Linked DNA regions of Homo sapiens: regions 1, 2 and 3 are each linked to region 4. Evidence: read pairs that join two places in POLR2A ChIA-PET (ENCODE). Cell type or tissue: MCF 10A. All regions are shown on one strand. Each heading gives the region's core, and the rest is flanking DNA. Links, peaks and the distances in the headings are about the cores only. Region 1 overlaps LOC105378027 (a long non-coding RNA gene). Region 2 overlaps LOC105378027 (a long non-coding RNA gene). Region 3 has its middle 39 kb from the start of FILNC1. Region 4 overlaps LOC102723724 (a long non-coding RNA gene).

What was found. ChIA-PET counts read pairs that join two places held together with the same protein. Peaks named below come from ENCODE experiments on the same cell type or tissue, not always from the same donor. Only the 100,000 strongest peaks of a DNase experiment are listed, where the experiment ranks them.
Region 1: POLR2A ChIA-PET joins it to region 4 with 9 read pairs; 1 of 35 experiments calls an interaction of 5 or more read pairs at or near these places.
Region 2: POLR2A ChIA-PET joins it to region 4 with 6 read pairs; 1 of 35 experiments calls an interaction of 5 or more read pairs at or near these places.
Region 3: POLR2A ChIA-PET joins it to region 4 with 5 read pairs; 1 of 35 experiments calls an interaction of 5 or more read pairs at or near these places.

Annotation. Positions count from the first base shown.
Region 1 is chr6:140,778,266-140,783,771 of GRCh38, forward strand. All of the region lies in intron 6 of LOC105378027 (a long non-coding RNA gene), which reads left to right. Among named protein-coding and RNA genes, the nearest start is that of MIR4465, 97 kb to the left of the region's middle. In MCF 10A, for the core only: no CTCF peak of the experiment used is centred there; a DNase peak (open chromatin) is centred at 2,156.
Region 2 is chr6:140,771,916-140,777,421 of GRCh38, forward strand. The region is part of intron 6 of LOC105378027 (a long non-coding RNA gene); the gene reads left to right. Among named protein-coding and RNA genes, the nearest start is that of MIR4465, 91 kb to the left of the region's middle. In MCF 10A, for the core only: no CTCF peak of the experiment used is centred there; a DNase peak (open chromatin) is centred at 2,486.
Region 3 is chr6:139,729,606-139,735,111 of GRCh38, forward strand. No RefSeq gene overlaps it. Among named protein-coding and RNA genes, the nearest start is that of FILNC1, 39 kb to the right of the region's middle. In MCF 10A, for the core only: no CTCF peak of the experiment used is centred there; a DNase peak (open chromatin) is centred at 3,046.
Region 4 is chr6:140,855,063-140,860,568 of GRCh38, forward strand. All of the region lies in intron 1 of LOC102723724 (a long non-coding RNA gene), which reads right to left. Among named protein-coding and RNA genes, the nearest start is that of MIR4465, 170 kb to the left of the region's middle. In MCF 10A, for the core only: no CTCF peak of the experiment used is centred there; DNase peaks (open chromatin) are centred at 2,909 and 3,549.

The DNA of each region.
Region 1 (5,506 bases), core at 182-5,181, 77 kb before region 4:
TCAATAGTTTCAATTGCACGTGTAACTTTTTAAAAAATTGACTGTATCCTTCACCACAAAGCAAGCCTCAATTAATTATAAAAAGTAAAATTATTACAATATGTTTTATGAGTACAATAACTCAAACTATAAATCAAAAAAGATAACTAAAAAAATCATAATTTGGAAATTAAGAAATGTACTTCTACATAAGCCATAGATCAAAATGAAATCAAAATGGGAATAATAATAGTTTAGATTAATCATGATAAATTATTACACATCAGAAGTTATGAGATATAGAGAAGCTATACTTACAGGAAAATTTATGGCTTTAATGCTTATTTAAGAAAACAAGAAAAGCTAACTCAATGACTTAACTTCTTAAATTAGAAAAACATCGCAAAATTAAATGCCAAAATATACAAGAAGGGAAAGATAAAATTAAGCGTATAAATTAGTAAATAGAAAATGGTTGTAAAATAGAGTCAATAGAGTAAAAATGTGGTTCTTTAATGATTTTGTCTGATGAAAGTGATCAAGAAATGAGAGAAGGTACAAAAAATCAGTGTCAGTAATACAAAAAGAGGATGTTACCACAGATCTTGAAGATACTAAATATTCTAAAATGTTAATACATAAGGGATGTTCACATAAAATTGAAAGATTCAAAATTTTAAAGCTGTCAAATATCCCCAAATTTAAATGAGCTAAATGCAATTCCACTCAAAATTTCATTTTTTTAAGAATTTCACAATGTTATTAAGAAACTATAAATAATCAAGAAGAATCAACTCATTCTTGAAGGAGAAGATCATGGTGGAAAATGTTGCTTTCCTGGATATGAAAGCTCATCATAAAGCTATATTAAATAAAATAGCATGGCATTGACTCAGGATATATAGGATATATATAAAAAGACCAATGGACCAGGATAGATCAGAAATAGACTTGAGAATATTCTGATTAGTTTATTTACTAAACATATGGCAATGTATTGAAGTGGCATAAGGATAAAGATAAAGGATAATATTTTCAATAAATAATATTGTATCAATTGTTTAACCGTGGAAGAAAATAACGTAAATTTACTTTTTCTTATCACATAAACAAAAACTTTTCTAAATGGATTTTTACATAAATATAAAAGAGAAAACGACACATCTTTTAGACAATAATATAAGAAAAAATCATTATACTCAAGGTAAAAATGTATTAAACATAGTATGACTATGCAATTCAACGTTCTATCTGGAACAAGTTTTGACAGAGAAAGGGAGGAGCTATTAACAAATATGCTGAGGCATGAACCAAGAATGTGTCATGCAAACAGGATAAGTGCATTGCCACATAAACAGGACAAAGAAAGAATTAGTAATAAAGAAAAAATTAAAACATTGATTTCTCTTTTAACTAATAATACATAAATTAAGAATCTCAAAATGCAAAACAAGGTACATAATGGGAAAATATATTCATATCCTGCTTTTACAATAAATTTCAACTAAGACAAAATTATCCAAGCAAATGGAAAAATGTCAAGGGAGTTGAACAGAAACATTGTTGGTGGGGATATCCAATGGTCAATAAACAAGTTAAAAGCTCTACTTTATTAGTGGAGCAAGACGGCAGAATAGAAGGCTCCACCAGTCGTTCCCCACAACAACCCCCTGGGCAAGGACAACAACGTAACAACTATCTACACACACATACACACATGCGCGCGCACACACACACACAAAGCACCTTCATAAAAACCAAAATCAGGTGAGCACTCAATCAGGTGAGCTGGTTTTAACTTCATATCGCTGAAAGAAGCACTGAAGAGGCAGAAAAAAGTCTTGAATTATGATCATCCCCCCATTCCCCATCCCCTGTCAGCCACAGTATGGTGCAAGGGGCGCGTTTCTGTGCACTAGGGAGAGACAGAGCACAGCAATCAGTGCTGTCCTGTTAGAGCAGAAAGGAAACCCAGAGCAAACTCAGCTGACACTCACCCACAGAGGTAGCATTTTAGCCAGCCCTAGCCAGAGGGGAGTCTTCCATCCCAGTAGTCTGAACTCCAGTTTCCACAAGCCTCGCCACTGCAGGCTAAAGTGCTCCGGGGTTCTAAATAATCTTGAAAGGCAGCCTAAGCCACACAGACTGCAATTCCTAGGTGAGTCCTAGTGCTGAACTGGGCTCAGAGCCAGGGGACTGGGTGAGTAGGGCCAACTACCTACTGAGACATCAGTTGAGCCAGCTAAGGGAGTGCTGGCTTGACCCCTCCCCTAACCCCAGGTTGCACAGCTCCTGGCTCCAAAAGGGACCCCTTTGTTTAACTTGAGGAGAGGAGAGGGAAGAGTGGGAAGGACTCTGTCTTGCGTCGTGGATACCAGCTCAGCCACAGCAGGATATAACACAAGTCAAAGTCATGAGGCCCCCATTCCAGTCCCTAGCTCCCAATGAACATTTCTAGACACACCCTGAGCCAGAAGGGAGCCCACTGCCTTCAAGGGAAGGATGCAGTTCTGGCAGGATTCAGCATCTGCTAACTGAAGAGCCCAGCAGTGACACCCAGGTACTACATTGAGGGCCTTGTTTGAGACTCTGAGACTTGCTGGTTTCAAGTGAGACTCAGCATATTCCCAGCTATGAAAGCTATGGGGCAAGACTTCTTCTGCTTATGAAAAGCAAAGGGAAAAGTAAAGGGGACTTTGCCTTTCTGCTTAGGTACTAGCTCAGCCACAGAGAGGTAGAGTACCAAGTAGGCCCCTGGAGTCCCTGCCTCTAGGACTTGGCTCTTGGACGGCATTTCTGGACCTGCCTTGGGCCAGAGCAGAGCTCACAGCCCTGAAGGGTGAATCCCAAGCCAGGCAGCATTCACTCCAAGCCAACTGAAAAGCCCTTGGGCCTTAAGGGAACATGGGCAGTAGTCTGGCAGTTGTCCCCATGGGCCTGTGGTGGTGGAGGCCACAAGGTGAGGCTCCTCTGTCTTTGGAAAGGGAAGGGAAGAGTGGGAAAAACTCAAAACAAAATGCTTTTAACTTGCTCATATGTCATTACTATTTTCTATCAATATTTCAAGTAAATAGGACTCTGGGATCTATGTATTTATAGAGTGTTGATTTTAACCACTAATTAAATATGTTTATTAAAACCTACTTGAATATTAACCTAGGCACTATTATTTTGAATGGGGATTCAAATGGCATTATTTTATAGCAACTCATTAAATATTTTAATATTATATAAAATTTTAAATACTTTTTAAAAACAGCATTAAGGCCTGAGATGATAAAAGCTATTTAACAATTTGATATGATTCTACAATAAATATTGAAAGCCTTGTTGATTAGAGAGTAGTACATGAACAAAAAAGAAATGAACTACCTATGCATGACTAGTAATTTATTATACTTTGACCTACCTAGTCATCTCACATTTGTTTGTTAATAGTTATTGAATCCAAGATAAGATTATAATTGGCTTAGGACAAACCTGAGACAGGTGTCCTTTGTAAAGATTTTTGGCTCCCAAGAAAAAAAGTCCCAGGCAAGTCAAATCAGCAAATTATAATTCTACAGTTTAAGAATAATGGGGATATTTCCAAAAGAACTGAGAGTTTTTAAATAAGTCAAAGTCATTCTGACCATAATTATATGACATCTCAAGGTCATCAAATATGACCTATAATGGAGATAATCAACCTATTTAGAATCTATGACATAGGTCCCCATGTGCAAATTCAGTGATTAAAAAACTTGCCATGTATCTACACTCATGTAAGCTAAATGGCAGACTTCTTCACATGGAAAGGTTAAAATGTAAGATTAATGCTACACAGTAGCTGATCTTGAGGCACCTTAGGGACATGTGACGTGGAGAAGAAATTCAAGAATAGATAGAAAACTGTCAGTAGCATTAGTGCTGAGTTGAATCTCTAGATCCAGGGTTCAGGCTGCCTTATTTCTTTAAGTTATCCTTTCTCATTAGGTGATTGAGTTTGATGTTTCATATTCTAGACCAGAAAATATCTGCATATCTAGAAATTAGTCTATGCTTATCAATAGTTTTAGAATAGCTTTGGATATTTTGTCCAAATTTCTTTTCTTTTCTTTCCTTTCTTAGAGACAGAGTCTCATTCTGTTGCCCAGGTTGAAGTGCAGTCGCATGATAATACTTCACTGCAGCCTTGAACTCCTGGACTCAAGTGATCCTCCCACCTCAATCTCCTGAGTAGCTAGGAATACAATTGGCATAAGTGCCACCATGCTTGGTTATTTTTATTTATATATTTTTTATTTTTGTAGAGATAGTCTCTCACTATGTTGCCCAGACTGGTCTGGAACTCCTGGCCTCAAGCAATCCTCCTACCTCGGCTTCCCAAAGTGCTAGGATTACACATATGAGCCACCTTGCTCAGTCCAAATTTCTTCAGTTTCAAGGATGTACAAGGATAACCCTCCAATACATTAGTCTCTTTTATTTTAAAAAGTAGTATTTAGAGTATATTTATTTAATGTAGAATCAAAGGGAGAGTATAGAAACATAACTTGGATGTCTATGAACAAAGATGATTCTTTTTAGGGACAAAATTGTATGGTGTATAATGAGTTGAATTTTTCATGGAAGTTTTATGCGCTAACTCACATATTGGGATTATGGTAACTATACACACACTTAGTCAAGCCAATATTAGTCTTTTAAAAGGCATTTTAAGGACATTGAATTATCTCATTTTTTGAAAAAAGTATTTTATTATAGCAAGAACACAACATGAGATATGCTCTCTTAAACTTTTAAGTGTACAAAGCAACACTGTTAACTACAGGGGCAGTGTTATACAGCATATCTCTAGAACTTACTCATCTCTCATTACTGTAACTTTGCCTGTTGATTAGCAGCTCCAAATCCTTCCTGCTTCTGCCCCTGGCAGTCACCATTCTGCTCTTTGATTGTATACTTTGGCTATTTTAGGTATGTGAAAATTAAGGACAGATCCTATGCTGACCTGATAAACAAAGATAGCTCTTTCGAGCTCAATGTACATTGAGTGTAACAAGAGGGAAGGAGGGAGGAAACCACTGCCCATTTGGGATTCCTTCAAATTCACATCTCTCCAAAATGGTAAATTCTGTCTTTATTTAAATGACCAAACTTTCTGATTGTCAGCTCTGTATTTTCATTTTGTAATATTACTATGGCAGAGGCATTAAAAATATGGAAATGTTCTCCATTGAGTAGAATTAGTTACCAAAAATGATGACTAATAATTATCAGCCTCCCAAAAGACATGAACAGATACTTCTCAAAAGAAGACATTTATGCAACCAACAAACATATCGAAAAAAACTCAACATCACTGATCATTAGAGAAATGCAAATCAAAACCACAATGAGATACCATCTCACACCAGTCACAATGGCATTTGTTACAAAGTTGAGAAACAACAGATGATGGCAAGGCTGCAGAGAAATAGGAATGTTTTTACACTGTTGGTGGGAATGTAAATTAGTTCAACCCTTTTGGGAGACAGTATGGTGA
Region 2 (5,506 bases), core at 168-5,167, 83 kb before region 4:
AGTGTATTAGTCCGTTCTTATACTGCTATAAGGTAGTACCTGAGACTGAGTAATTTATAAAGAAAAGAGGATTAACTGGGTCACATGTCTGCAGGCTGTACAGGAAGCATGGCTGGGAGGTCTCAAAAAACTTACAATCATGGCAGAAGGTGAAGGGGAAGCAGGCACGTCTTACATGGATGGAGCAGGAAGAAGAGAGAGGGAAGGAAAGTGCTACATACTTTTACATGACCAGATCTCACAGTAACTCACTCTCTCCAGGACAACACCAAGGGGGGTAGTGTTAAACCATGAGAAACCACTGCCATGATCTAATCACCTTCCACCAGACCCCACATCCAACATTGGGGATTACAATTTGACATGAGATTTGGGTGGGGACATAGATCTAAACCATATCAGGTAGTATTTTAAGTAATGCAAAATATAAAATTATTTTTTATCTCAGACTTTTTGGACAAAGACAACTTGGTCATAAAATACATTATAGAAAAATTGCATATCTGAATGATAATACTAAGAATTGAGAAAATACTTGATTCACTCTTATGAAAAAGTTTGTTTCCTTAATGAGTGGATGGCTAAATTGATACAGAATTCAGCTGCTCAGAAATTTACACATTCGTTTCTATATTAAGCAGACCACATTCTTATTTTTGTTTAAAATAGACAAGAGACTTTATTGTATAAAATCCCCCCTATACAAACCAAGATTCATAGGCTCTTCAGAGACTCCTGCAGTATGTTCGTTCATTAACAATATAAGGACAGGAGGACTCTATCTGATGAGAAAGCATTAGCAAGATTTGATTTGGAATGTAATACAATCCCAGCAGCTGAATATGAGTTACTTTAAAATAGTTCCTATTAAAGAAACTACGTGTTCTTTAGAACCAAGATAACATCTTGTGTTATCTTTACAGTGAAAAAATGACAATTCCCAGGGACATCTTTATTGCAGCAGTAGGCTGCTACATTCATTCTTCAAGAAAGCCATTTTAACATATGCAACTAACTTATTCCAAAATCAACAGCAAAAAAAAGTTAACGTAATTGTTATTTTTTCAACTTCATAAATTACAAAACCATAGGCAAAAAAAAGAATTGAACAAGGGTAAGATAACCAATCAAATAATGTTAACCTAGTCAGAGTTGTTCTCCACATTTTAGTGTCATTTATGATAGTCAACAGAATCAACTATTGTAATTATTAACTTCTTTGGTGTACTTAAAATCCTTTAGGCAATGGAGATCACCCTTTTATGGAAATAATTTATTTTAAAACTTCCTCTTTATAGTTCCATGTATTTTTTCCAAATTTACTTTGTTTTGTCAGCTAAAATCCAAATGAACAGAAATAGAAGTACTTTTCATCAAAATAAACAATTATATATATCTGGGAAATCTTTATCCTATAAAGTTAGAATAAAGACTCTTGAGAGTCATTGTAAAATATAGTACATTTTTAGCCAATAAAGAGATTAAAAAAGAGGAAAATAGTACTGCTCTCACTGATCCTAGAGGGTAGGCATGGGTGGAAATGAGTCAGAGCCACTGAGGTGCAGTCAGTAATTGTTTGCTCTCCACTCTACTGATGTGAACTAATTCATTATTTTTTTATTCTGAACTTATATGTTTCCTTTGTAGTCATGCTGTGCCTATAATTTATTAGTTCTTTCCCTTTAAATTTTATTTGTACCCTGGGAAAATTGGAAGTAGAAAGTCTGAACAAAAAGTACCAATCTTCTTTGACATGCTCTTAATAGCAATAATCACCACAACAACCTCAAACAAGGAAGGTTTTTCCCCCATAAAGGCAAAGATACCAACAATATGTTTTCTTTTATATTGTGCACCTTCAAGGTAATCAACAGAAATAAAACAAATGCATTCATTTTCCTGGTTATATTTCCCAAGGCAAGTTTATTATTACATCTCAATAGCTATAAATTATCCATGTAAAACCAAATATAGATATTATTATGCACCAGGGTGCCTTTATATGAGTATTATAAGTGATTTGATTATAGGATCTTACACCTAAATATTTCTGAAGCAACCATAGTAAAAGAGTTCCTTTCAATACCATGATACTCAACAGAAATTAGACAGTTAAAGGAACATTGTAAAACATGGATTTTGGTGCAAGCTGTTTATCAGGCACACTTTGAGGACGATGAAAGCCCCAGTTAAGTGTATTTGTCTGCATACTGTAAAACACTTAAGATCAAATTCAGGATTGGGTGAGCTATCCACAATTACTGGCGTCAGCAGTTTAAATATAGTTCTTGCTGAGAACACCTTCATGATAACTGTTCCAAACCCATGCATTTTGCCAGGTAGAGGCAATAATTGGTAACTGTCAATGCTACCTACAAACACCATGTTCCTCCAAAAATAACCCGGAATGATTAGCTCTCAGCAATTGGCTGCACTTTTGCTGACTTCTTCTGAGTGGTTTTTCACACACAGTCATAGATAAACCCACTGTAACCTAACACAGCTGATGACTCATTTCATGGCTTTCTGCTTGTCTCTTTCAAAGCTGTATGTTGTTTCTGTTTTAGAAAGAACAAGCATCTATTTTTAAAGGAAGGGTGGGTTTGCTTTATTATTATTCAGAAAAGGACCAATCTGGCATCCTATCATCTTATCCTGTGACATGTAGAACATTCCTGGGTTTTGTTCCATAAATATAGAAAAGTTTTATTTAAAGGAACAATGTCAAAATGACCTTCAAGCCTATCTATAGACTTTTGTGTGCTGCTAGAGTAAATGCAGAATTCAAATTGAGTTTTCCTGCAAAATGCATTTTGGAAGGAGACATTTCTAGAGATTACAGATGGTTCAAAAGCAATTTAATGCTGGGTACACTTGGGGTGCTATCTGATTCATGAATAATGAGGACACTCACTTGTTCACTGGATATATGGTATTCAAACAGAATTCAATGAATATTTCTTATGAAGAAGGTGTCAGCTGGAGTAGTTATGTATGGGGGATTTGCCATAAAAAGGTTCAAAGTTTGAGTTAATGTGAAATAAGGTTAATTTTCATTTATTTTAAAAAAGGATATATTATTTTGCTCAAGAATGTGGTAAGAAATGAACACTTGCCAATGTCAAAAAGTGAGTATTCATAAAATATGTTAAGTAAAATATTAGTCTTTACTGTAGTCCTGTAGAAATAATTTTTTTCTGCTCCATATTTTACCAAAACAACACAAGCTTTCATTTTTTAATTCAATGGCCACATATACAATTGCCCACAAATAGAAAAGTTGAACAAGATTATGTCAGTTAATCATCAGGCAAGTTAGTGACCAAACCATTCCCGCCCTTTGCTCTCAAGCCTATAATCTAAATCAGAGGTTTTCCTGACTGCATGTTAATGTCATAAAACCAGTTGTAGTCTTCTTACTCCACACACGTGTGTGCACAAATCTGAATGCATTCATTTTTGTTGTTTGTTTTTGTGTCCTGTTTGATCCACATTGAAGACATGTCATTTTGTTTTAGTGTCTCTTTGTTTAATTTGTTCGTTTTATATTTGATTGTGTCTTTGATATGCCTGTAAAGTAAATGGTTATTTGCAAATAATAAATAACCATATTATAAATATTTTATATTGTGTCTCTTGCTGCTATTATTAAGTACTTATTCCTTAATGTAAAAACTTCAAAGGAAATCTGGACCACTGAAGTTACAGGCATAGGTCCAGTTTCCATCAAAATAGAATGCCTCTAACATATATTCTACCAATCTGATTTCTTAGCTATTATAATTTTATAGTAGAAATAAATCCTTCCCTTCAAAAATATTACTTTTTCAATGAGGACTTACCACTTACAATTTTACGTAAATTGCAATTCTTCTGCCAGTTCCCTTCATTCTCTTTATCTTGCTTTATTTTTGTAGCACTTATTTCTTTCATAAATATTATGTAATTTGCATATAATTATGTTTATGATCTATCTCCTCTAATTAGAATATAAGTTTCATGAAGGCAGTGTCTTTTGTCTGCTAACAGAATAGTTTCTGAAAAACAGAAGGTGATTTTAAATACTTGCTGAATGAATGAAAGAGTACTCACTAGGGTTCTGAGATGAAATGTTTTATCTGTAAGTCTTGCCATATAAGTTTATATGACATCTATCTTTTGCCCTTTTATTAAAAAAAGAAAATCTTAAATAAGATTTCTTTTTAGAGATACTGGATCTTTTTGGAATTTTATGAAATACTATTACAGATTTATAAAACTATAGTGTTTTGGTTTAGATATTAAGAATAGTTTTCTGGCCAGAGGACTCATTTTTTAGATACTACTTGTAAAGCATATGTAATACAAATTTGTTGTATTTTTAAAACATAGATTTCCTCTTAGACACTTTGAAAACCTTAAAGACTTCATACATGCCACATCAATCTTGCCAATACTGTGAATCTCTGGTAAATAACTGTGACACACAATATAAAATGTTTATAATCTGGTCATTTATTATTTGCAAGTAACCAATTACTTAATAGGAATATTAAAGAAACAAATATAAAACCAACAAATTAAACAAATAGACATAGAAACAAAAGAAAATATCTTCAATGTGGATCAAACAGGACACAAAAACAAATTTGATTTTGAGACGGAGTCTTGCTCTGTCCCTCAGGCTGGATTGCAGTGGTGCAATCTCGGCTCACTGCAAGATTGCAGTGAGCTTGCAGTGAGCCGAGATCGTGCCACTGTACTCCGCCTCCCAGGTTTCACGCCATTCTCCTGCCTCAGCCTCCTGAGTAGCTGGGACTACAGGCGCCCGCCACCACGCCTGGCTAATTTTTTGTATTTTCAGTAGAGATGGGGTTTCACCGTGTTAGCCAGGATGGTCTTGATCTCCTGACCTCGTGATCCACCTGCCTCAGACTCCCAAAGTGCTGGGATTACAGGCGTGAGCCACCGCGCCCGGCCAAGATGATATTATACATTAATAAAAATTCCAAAATAACTTTCCCCTTAAAGAAAAATAAATTTTATATTAAAAAGGACGTGATTGCTGAGTAGATGCATTATATAAGAGGGAGAAGAAGGATCTGGAGCCAGATAAATAAAAAACACAAAGCTATAATTTGTGTAACATGAAAACTAGCCTAATATGGCATGAAGAATTCCAATCAGTGGTAGCTTAGGCCCAGGGACACAGAGAGAAACAAGGAGCTATGAGGAATCTTTTTGGGGTGATGTAAAAGTTCTATTACCTTATTTTTTAGTGCTATTTTTGTGAGTTCCTATACCTGTCAAAATTCAAAAAGTTGTACACTGTAAAGAGATGTAATTATTGTACATAAATTATTCCTAAGCAACTTGATGAGCAAAACCAAAAGTATCTAAAGATTTGTTAGACAAATAAAAGTTATAAGAACTAATCCCTAAAGAGCCATACTAAAGGGCATACTAAAAAATATTCAAGCATAAAGAAAATTATCTCTGTTGGAAAATCAGAGGAATAAAGAGCAAA
Region 3 (5,506 bases), core at 233-5,232, 1.1 Mb before region 4:
TTAGAATTTGCCAAAAACGAACATTTAATGCACGAAACTGCAAAGAAAGACTAGAATTGTGATAAGGGCTTGAAATTGTTACTGGAAGACCTGGGCTTAAAATCCGGCCTTCACACGTGCTGCTTGATGTGTAATCTAGGCACAATTTACTCAAATAGTCTGCATCTTCATTTCTTCATCTGTAACATGGAAATAACAATATTTACCACCCTGAATGGTTTTGAAGATCAAAGTGAGGTAATGTTCAGGAAAGCACTGTGAAAAGTCTAAAGCCCTATATAAATATGAAGTGCTATTTTTATATTTACTAATTGCAAATTAAGAGTTCTTGGGATTAACTGAGTTCACAGGAAGTTTAAGCATTTTTTTTTGAGTGGCAGCACGGTTTATAATTTTTACTTTTATTTTTGTACCCATCACCCAAACAGTATATGTTGTACCCAATAGGTAGCATTTCATCCCTTCCTCCATCCCATCCTCCCTCCTGTTGGAATCTCTAGTGTCTGTCATTCCACAACGTGTGTTTATGCATACCCAGTGTTTGGCTCCCACTTGCAAGAGAGAACATGCAGGTTTTTACTTTCTGTTAAAGAAAAATTGTATTATTTAATTTTGATAGAGAGACATTGTTAATTAGATTGGGATGTTGTGTATGATTCTCTCTTAGGTGTAAAAGCTTAGGCAACTGTTAATGGATTTTAATTGGTTCCCCCACCACTCCTTCTCCCAGTCCGTCACAGAGGAAACACCAAAGTATTTTTTATCCAAGTGCTCTTTTCAAGTGACAGGACAAGGGGGCAGTGAAAAGTGTATTTTCACCAGTAACATGGACCTAGCCATGGATTTTGTACCAAAATGACATGGGAATAGGTAAGAAAATGGCTGAAGTCTAGGGATATATTTAGATGTACTACTTCCTCCTCCACTTCAACAAGGTGGTATCACTGTGAATACAGAGTTTGGCAGAGATGATACAATAAGAAAGTGACGATTCAGTGTTTGGGAAATTCCAGGGAAGCTGGATATTAAGGGAAAACCCATAGGTAGGTATTTGAATCCAGGTTTATTGGTGAACTGTAGACTCCCAAGCCAAGTTCCTTGGAAGGATTAGTCAACAGTGTCCTCTGATATAAAAATGTCCTTTCAGTGGCTATGTGTGCACGGCTGAGAGGAGGCTTTGACCATGGTTCTTCAAGTTACCACTAGAAATAGGTTTTTATTCAAATATTTATGAGTAATTGTAGTCAGTGGAAATTGTTAGTAACAGGGAGATGAATTTGGCATTGCATTTTGAAGAATGGAACAACTTAGTATTTACCCTATGAATCTGTACTTTAAATATTTGTTAATTATCCAAATAACTTCTAGTAGATAGGCACATTTGTGGAACAAACTTTCAAAAAAATTGGTTTGTCTTCTTTCTAGATTTTGACCAGTCTTATTAAGATCATGTTATTATGGCTGGGTACGGTGGCTCACGCGTGTAATCTCAGCACTTTGGGAGGCCAAGGCGGGCGGATCACGAGGTCAGGAGATTGAGACCATCCTGGCTAATATGGTGAAACCCCGTCTCTACTAAAAATACAAAAAAGTTAGCCGGGTGTGGTGGTGGGTGCCTGTAGTCCCAGCTACTCTGGAGGCTGAGGCAGGGGAATGGTGTGAACCCGGGAGGTGGAGCTTGCAGTGAGCTGAGATAGCACCACTGCACTCTAGCCTGGGCGACAGAGCCAGACTCTGTCTCAAAAAAAAAAAACAAAAACAAAAAAAACAAAGATCATGTTATTATTTCAAGGGTTGAATTTTCCATGCATGTATGAATTAAACATTATCTTCTTTCACATATGAATTCAAGATTTTCCTGTTGTACTTTTTAATTTTAGCACTCTGTGTGTGTGTGTGTGTGTGTGTGTGTGTGTATATATATATATATTTATTTATTTATTCATTTATTTTTATTTTTATTTTTTTTTGAGACGGAGTTTCGCTCTTGTTGCCCAGGCTGGAGTGCAATGGCGTGATCTTAGCTCACTGCAACCTCCGCCTCCCGGGTTCAAGCAATTCTCCTGCCTCAGCCTCCCGAGTAGCAGGGATTACAGGTGCCCACCACCATGCCCAGCTAATTTTTTGTATTATTAGTAGAGACGGGGTTTCACTATGTTGGCCAGGCTGGTCTCAAACTCTTGACCTCAGGCGATCTACCTGCCTTGGCCTCCGAAAATGCTGGGATTATAGGCGTGAGCCCGGCCTAGTGCTATATTCTAATTGTTAAGAATTCTAGCCACACAAGAGCTAATGGAGAAGTTATTATTTAATGGATTTCAGGTTTTCAAGATAAAAGTTTTGGAGATTGAACAACAGTGTGAGTGTGTTGCACACTACTAAGCTGTACATTTAAAATGGTTATGATGGTAAATTTTATGTTGTGTGTATTTTAACACAACTTTAAAAATTAAGTTAATGGGATAAAAATAAAAGTCTCCCCTTTATCCACGTCTCAATACTACTTTCCTTCCCAAGCCTGGTTGGTCTTTTTTGATAGACTTTATTAGAGCCAAGTCAGCACCATGACTTTGAATGACATAATAGATTTTGAGAAAAAGGCAGTTGCATTTTGATCAAAATTAACTTCTTAACAAAGAATTCCATTAGTAATAGTCTTAACAACTCCATTTTTAATGGTGTAGTCTCACAGATAATTGTGAAATGAATACATTTTCATGTTCATATTATGTTGGTATCTGATTCAGTTTTCTTAAATGGAGACGTTTAAGATCTTATGAAAGACAGAGCCACAGATACCATCACTGAGGTTTTTCCCTTCTATTACAATTCACTCATGGACTCAAACTTATTTTAGCTTGTCATATAATTAGTGCATGTTTTGTTTTATATCGTGGACTCATGTCCATCTACCTGTTTGTTTATAAGTGGCCTCATGTCCATCTACCTGTTTGTTCCACAAAGTTCTAGAGACTTGGGTGCTCGTCTGCCTGCCTGGGTGGATCTGCCTGAATAACTGTTGCATGTCCTGTTCCTTGTTCTCTGAGTCATGCCTTCCCCAGCTGTGTGTTTTTGCCAAGACGGTGCACAAACAAGTTGTTCATTGTTAAATCTGTCAGTGGGGCCAGGACTTGAAGCTTCCACAAGCTTCAGGTGTTATTCAATTCTCTCTTTCTCATTCTTTCATTTTAAGCATTTTTGACCTCAGAAAAAAATTGTTTCAAATACTTTTCTAGAAGGAAAACTCTCTGTGTTGAAGTTTTCCCTTAATATAATATATGTAAGTTCAGGTCTCTTCATTTGTAGATAGAGCAAATAAATATTAATTGGAAGCTTTGGCGCATACCTGATTCTCAGCAGTGTGCTCATTAGATGCTCAGTGTGAGTGAGAAGTGCAGTGTGGTTGCTAGAGATGTCATTTGAACGTAGAGGCATATTAGAGAGCTGCATGAGGGATGAGGATGGGGAGAGGGAAGCAGGAAGGGAACGCTGCTCCTCATGGCCAGAACACACCTGGAGCATGGTGGTCTTTCCTGGGCATGACCTTGATTTCAGGATGGGAAGCTTGGACTTCCAGCAGCTGGGAGAGAAAAAACAATGTCCTTCCTTAATTTAAACCTATGCATGGAACCCTTAATCTCTGTCTTCTTTAGGCAATGAGGATTATCGCAGTGAAAAAACGAACAGAGAAACCCTGGAATTTATGGAACTCACATTTTGGTTGGGATGACAGACCATAAGAAGTAAGACAAATAAAACAGAAACAATCTTGTAGTAATTAGTGCTAGGAGGAAAAATAAGGCAGGGTGGGGAGACTGAGAGGCACAGGGGTGCGAGTTTTGAGATAGTGTTTAGGGAAGCCTATTCCAAGGAGGTGACATTTGAGTGGACCCGAATGCAGGGAGGGGTCAAGACACGGATTATCTGAGGGAGGGAAATTCCAGGTAGAAAGACTAGCAAGTGAAAAGGTCCTGAGGTGGGAATATGAGAGTAAGACGATTTCGAGGCCAAAGTGGAGTGAGCAATTAACAGTGGCAGGAAATAGGATCAGACAGGCAGCCTAGTGCGCATGGCTTTTGCTCTGAGCATGAGGAGAACCCCTTGGAAGGTTCTGAACAGGGAAATGGTGGATCTGTTGCATAAGATCACTCTAGCTGCTGTGCAGAGAAGGTATTGTAGGAGAGCTGGAGTGGGAGAAACCATAGATGTTCAACCAATAAGAGAAGGCGTCGGGCAGGGAGAGAGGCATGCAGTTGCTTCAAATGTTTAAAGTAATTTCCTGCGTAGGAAGGATTTTTTTCTTTCATATATTGTCATGTACAAATATGCTGAAGTTATTTAAAAAATAAAGACATTTCGGTTCAAGAAAAGACCTACACTAAACTTGCTTTTCTTCTGATTATAGAAGTAACAAATGTTTCTTTTAGAAAATCTGCAAGAAAAGAGTAAAGTATAAAGAAAATATACTACTCATAATCCACTGCTCAAAAATTTTAAAAAGGAAATGACTATCAACATTTTTCTTTATTTTTCCAGACTTTTTTTTCTGTGCATGCAAATATACATTTTATAAAAGGAAGCAGATTATTTTCTGTTATGTAGATATTTTTATACTGTTCTGTAACTCGACTTTTTCACTTACCAATGACTGTTTCTTCATTTCATTAACTACTATATACAGCATCATTTTTAATGATTTCACTGTACCCTGTTATACATTTGAACCATCATTTAGTAAAAATTTTGTATAGTTGGGCGATCAGATGATTTTCAGTTTTCTTTCTTTTTTGTTATTATAAATGACACTACGAAGAATATCCTTAAACATAGATCATGGTGTATATCTCTGGTCACTTAGACAGATTGTTAGGATTACCTGCTAGAAATGTATGCACACTTTAAAGCTTCGTGATTTATATTTTAAGTTTGTACCAATTCACACTTCTACCAATTAGCACATTCCATTCATTTCCAGTTCGTATTTAGAGAAGTCTAAATTTCGAACAAAGTCCATCAGGAGGAAGAGAGTTTCCTGTCGCTGAAGGCATTTTAGTAGGTGCTGGAAATTCACTTGGATAAGAGATTATTGAGTCAAATTTGGTTGAGTATTTGAAGTGTCAGTGAGGTTTTAGAATTCTTTTCCAATTTATCTTTGAGAGTACAGGGAAAGCAAGATGGAGGAAAGATGAAAAATTCTGTTGCTTGTATTCTATTCTATAGAGATAAATGAGTTGTTTTTGGTGATAGTTCACATACAGCAATAAAAAACAAAAAGTAAAACAAAAATAGGGTACTCGTAGCAATTTTCTACAACTTGTTGGATAATGGAACTAGCAGAGGCCAAGTGGGATAACAGAGTTTGGAGATAAAATTTAATAAATAAACACTCAATTTAAAATACATTTTATTTAGATTAATAAAAAGTGAACTGTAAGTTGTTCTTAGACTTTCTCATGTGCAAAACACAGCAGCATATAACCCAAACATTGCCATCTCTATCAATTTA
Region 4 (5,506 bases), core at 265-5,264:
TGAGATTTTCTATTTGAAATATATGAGAATATGATTTAGTTTAGTTCTTACTCCTTCCTTCATGCACAAGTGCACAATATTTAACAATACTTAATTTACTAAATATATATAATTTTAGTATGAGAATTGTATATACACCATGTCAAAAATTTAACTGCTTGTAACAGTCAAATACATTAAATTTGCATTTGTAGTTTACAATATTTAAGGTCATTTGTTGTTTCCTTTTTGCATACTTAGGAACATCACTAAAGCAAATCACTCTTACACTATTTGTTATCCATTTTTTCCTTTCTTCTTTTCATCCTGAAGTATTTACTTCTTCCACACTGACAAATATTCCTCACTTAACTTCCAGGTCATTATACTTAGCTGTCTTTTTTTTCTTTTAGACATCTACTCTTTAATTTTTATGTACCCTAGTACTCAGTACTCAGAATTATCCTCTTTTCTATTTATACTTATTCTCTTGATATTCTCCATATAATCCTGAGCCAGCCTGCCAACATTTTGGGCCTTGGTTTTCCATCTATAAAATGGAGGTAACTGTACCAATTTTATTTAATTGTGTGAAATAATGAAATTAACATATACTTAGAAAAATGTTTAGAATAGATTCTGGTTCACTAACTATGAGTCATACATAGGTTCTGCAGTTATTATTACTGACTCATCAGTCACCCAAGCTCAAGGCTTAAAACACCTTTTATAGATTGACCACTACCAAATTTCTATCTCTAACTCAGACCTCTCTCCAACTCCAGACTCACATATGAAACTTCAGGATCAACATTTCCATTTGAGTGTCTAGAGGGCATCTCAAACATAGTAAGTTTATAATTGAGCTCATACATTTCCCTGCTAAACCTGTTGCTATCTTAGTCTTTCTTAATTAATTGCAACTGCAACCTTTCGGTTGTTCACACCCAAAAACTTGGAGTCATTTTTTTCTCTTTCTTGTAAATGCTACAGCCAATCCATCAGTAAATCCAACCAGATTTGCCTTCAAAATATATTTAGAATCTCACCCATTCTTATTACTTTTGCTACCACTACACTGGTCCAAAACACTATCATCTACCACTTGGAATATTCTAATAGTTTCTCATTAGCAGAGATAAGGAAGAGCTTGAATTTGGCGTACCATTTTATTTCATTTTTATTGCACCTCATTGTATTTTGCAAAAATATCAATCTACGATAAACTGAAGAAAAATTAAAAAATTGGGTCCATCACTATAGACCAGTTAAAAAGCACTGATAACACGTATGGTAAAAAATGGTAGATAATTCATATGGGAAAAATTAAGTGGAAATGAGAATAAGGAATATGAGCATCAGAAGGCGGAGGCTATAATTGAATTTATTTTTCCCTTCATGTTCTTGTTTTAAAAATTATTTTAAATACAAAAAAGCTGAAAGTAGATTAGTACCCAGGTGCCTTCAACTTTTATTTAACAATTATTAAGATCTTGTTTACTTGCCTTATAATTGTCTATAAATAAACCTATGCATCATTTTTATGTAAATATAAAAATAAGTTGCAGATATCATGACACATAAAACACTCGGCATCCATTTCTAAAAAATGAGGGCAATCTTTTTCCAAAGGTACAGTGCCATCATCACACCTAAGAAAATGTCAATAATTCCGTAATGCCATCTTTTATTAACTGTCCTGGCCACTTCTAAAACTGAATGTTAGGAAAAAAAAAATATATTATTCCTGAAATCTTGGGTCAGAAGGAGATCTGAATTTGGAGGCAACCTTGCTTTAAAACAGTATGGAATTTCATTTTAAATTTATTTTTTTACATTTATAAAAAATTGTTTAATGTAATCTTAAAATAAATGTGTTCAATTGCAATGATAAAAATTTAGAAATGATTTTTCAAAGGTGTACAGACTGTTAAATCCCTATATTTTAAATCCCAAACATTACTATAAGGTTCTTCCATCCAAACCATTTTCTTCACACTTTTCTATCAGTAATGTAATATATTTCTTTGGTTCATTGATGAAAACCCACATAAATATGAGACCTCATTTCACATTATATAGATGAGGTTTTCACATATAGAGATAGTACAATTTCACTCCCTAATGTTCTTAAACCATTTCTTCAAGTTCTCTCCTAAAATGATTGTATATATATATAAAGTATATAAAGGCAAATAGTCAATAATTTATCATTTTAAAGCTAGATGACTATTTCAGAATGTTAGTTCATCTTTCTGATTTTAATCAGTTTATACTGAAAATGTGTGAAACTTTTCCAGAAAGTCAATTTTAGTCTGCAGTTGGTATTACTGTATACATTTCTTTTTACTGAAAATGACATATGCATTTTAAAAATCTGTTAAATGGTGGGGATGTACATTACTGGCAGAATCATTCACATAGTGGGGATGTTTTCTCCTCTCATAGAAAAAACCATGAAGTATCTAAAACATTTTGCCCTGTGCATACATCTACAGATCTCCTGTCTTCTCAACTACAGATTGGGTTGAGCAGAACACAGATAATACAGAAGTACATTTTTTTTCCAGATTAAACTAGGGTAAGTACAGAAAAGCATATGTCTGTATATAATATAGAACTTTATATTTATTTGAAACACGTATATGCCAAAATCATCCTGCAGATGTTCAAGAAACTTGTTTACTAATTTGGTCATTCACTTGTATTTTAAAAAAAGAATATAATCTTAAGTTTTTAGATTGCTTAACATTTAGAATTTCTTTTCATTTCTGACTGCTTTCTGAATGAGGAACTCTTAATTTGAAAGACTGTTGGCAGAACTGACTCAAGTACATCAGCTCATGCACAATATGTTGTTCCTTCTCTGGAACTGTACATATTGTTTTTCTTCCCCTTGTGGATGTTTATTTGAAGGATGAATAGGTCACTCTTAGCAGGAGAGCTAGTCATGTGACTGCCAGATACTGAAGACAGATGAGTCAGTTCCATGCAGACTACAAATTATGCATGCTGGATAAATCTATATTCATATTTGCATTTGACCTAAGCCTCAACTTTAAAAATAGATTTAACAGAAATTATACAGAAATTCAAAAATTGTTTTGCTAGGAAGCAAACAAGTTATGCAATACAATTTAAAAAAAGAATGTTCCCTCTGCAAGAAAGAGATCACATTAGTGATGAAATACTATATGTCAGTCTGAGCTTAAGCCCAAATTCAAGAACATACTGTACACAAAACTTCTGAAATCTATTTATCTGATGTGTGACTGATAGCTATTGATGCAGCTTGGAGACCTTAGGGCGATACTGACTCCCCATCATTTGTCATTATAAAGTATTCTTTGAATGGAAAGTTGTTTGCCTTTCATGGTCAGGGGAAAATAGTCCTGGTGGCTGGGTGCTAGTTAGAGGATAAGAACGTGGGCTAAGAAGGCAAGGAGCTGGTTTCAAATCCTAGTTTGGCTGCTTAGTTGATTACATATATCTACAAATTATAACTGCATTAGTTTACTCATCTGTAAAACGTGACATGACTAATAATGATACGTGCTCCACAGGACCAAGCTAAGGTGTGACTCATCTGACATAATCTTCTAAACAATTTAGCATACGGGTACGTACTTACCTAGGCCGTAATACCTGTATTTTCTTCTCTTTCGTTCTTTCTTTCTTTTCTTTGTTTTGAGACAGGCTCTCACTCTTATCATCTAGGAGTGGTGCGATCTCAGCTCACTGCAGCCTCGACATCAAGTCAAGTGATTCTCCCACCTCAGCCTCCTGAGTAGCCAGGACTACAGGCATGCACCAGCACGCTCAGCAAATTTTTGTATTTTTTGCAGAGACTGGGTTTCATTGTGGTGTCCAGGCTGGTCTCCAACTCCTCAGCTCAAGTGATCTGCCAGTCTTGGCCTCCCAAAGTGCTGGGATTACATATGCATGAGCCGCTGCACTTGCCGTCCCTCGCTCCCTCCCTCCCTCCCTCCCTTCTTTTCTTTCTTTATTTTTGAGAGTCTTGCTCTGTCACCCAGGCTAGAGTGCAGTGATGCAATCTCGGCTCACTGCAACCTCCACCTCCTGGGTTCAAGCAATTCTCCTGCCTCAGCCTCCCGAGTAGCTGGGATTACAGGCAAGTGCCACCATGCCAGACTAATTTTTGTATTTTTAGTAGAGAGGAGGTTTCACCATGTTGTCCAGGCTGGTCCTGAACTCCTGGGCTCAAGTGATCCACCCCTCAGCCTCCCAGAGTGCTAGGATTACAGGCGTGAGCCACTGCGCCTGGTCTGATTTTCTTTTTAATTAGGTCTTTGTATATGTGCTATTGCACCACAAGACTATAGTGCACACAGACTGTGATTTTTGTAAAATTTTCTATGCATTCTAAGATCTCAGAAACATTTGTCTTGCCTCTTTTCCCAACATACAAGAATTTGAAAAATAAGCCTCCTTTTAACAAAGATCTGCAACTAATTTTTTAAAAAGAACCCTGAGAAGAACAAGGATATAATGCTAAATACTGATCATAGCTAAGTAACAGCAAGTTGATGGTGTATGAGGACTAAGTTCTGATTTTTTTTTTTTAATCTTGCCCAAATTCCTTTCTAAGGAGTCTGGGGAGTCATGCCTTACAAACCATAAATTCTCATCAGATGGGTTTTATTTGACCCTATATATCATGACTTACTTTTCAATCTGACTCTGGCATAACTTTATAAGACAAGCAAAAAATATTTAACCCCCAAATATATTTCCTTGCCTTACCTTGAAATTGACCTGCAAAGTCTCTTGTGGGAAAAATCCACATTGTATAGAAAATCCCCTTTCCCCCTTGTTTTCCTTCCTCTCTTTCTAGATCCAGAAGATAATCAACTAAGAGCCAGGCACCCTTTTAGGTCTGATAAGAAACAATTTACAACCTGCTCTCTCTCTGAAGTCAGCTATCTGAGAGATTCCTCTGCACAATAAAACTTGGTCTCCACAATCCTTTATCTTAACCTGAACATTTCCTTTGATCCCAGGTCTTCAGATAAACTCAACCAATTATCAATCAGAAAATATTTAAATTGTCCCGTCTTTCTGAATGAAACCAATGTATTTTTTTTTTTTTTTTTGAGACGGAGTCTCGCTCTGTCGCCCAGGCTGGAGTGCAGTGGCGCGATCTCGGCCACCTTTTTCTCTCAGATGTGTTTTTGAGGTGTATCCATGTTGATACAGGTCACTCTAGTTAATTCACTTATCTGTTATATAATATTTGTGGATTTAAAATATATTTTTTCTTGAGTCAACATTTAAAACTTTTAAAATTTCTTGTTTTACAAACATTGCTGCTTTGAACATTTTCTACATCTCAATATACAAGAGATCTACAAGCTATCCAGCAAGAATGGCGGGGATATTACCATCCTCAAATGCACTAGAGAGTTTCTAAATTTGTCTTTCCACCTGATTGTAGCAATTAACATTCTCATGGTATAACACAGCCTTTTTGGTACAATTACATATTGTTAATTTCATGGACACAAAA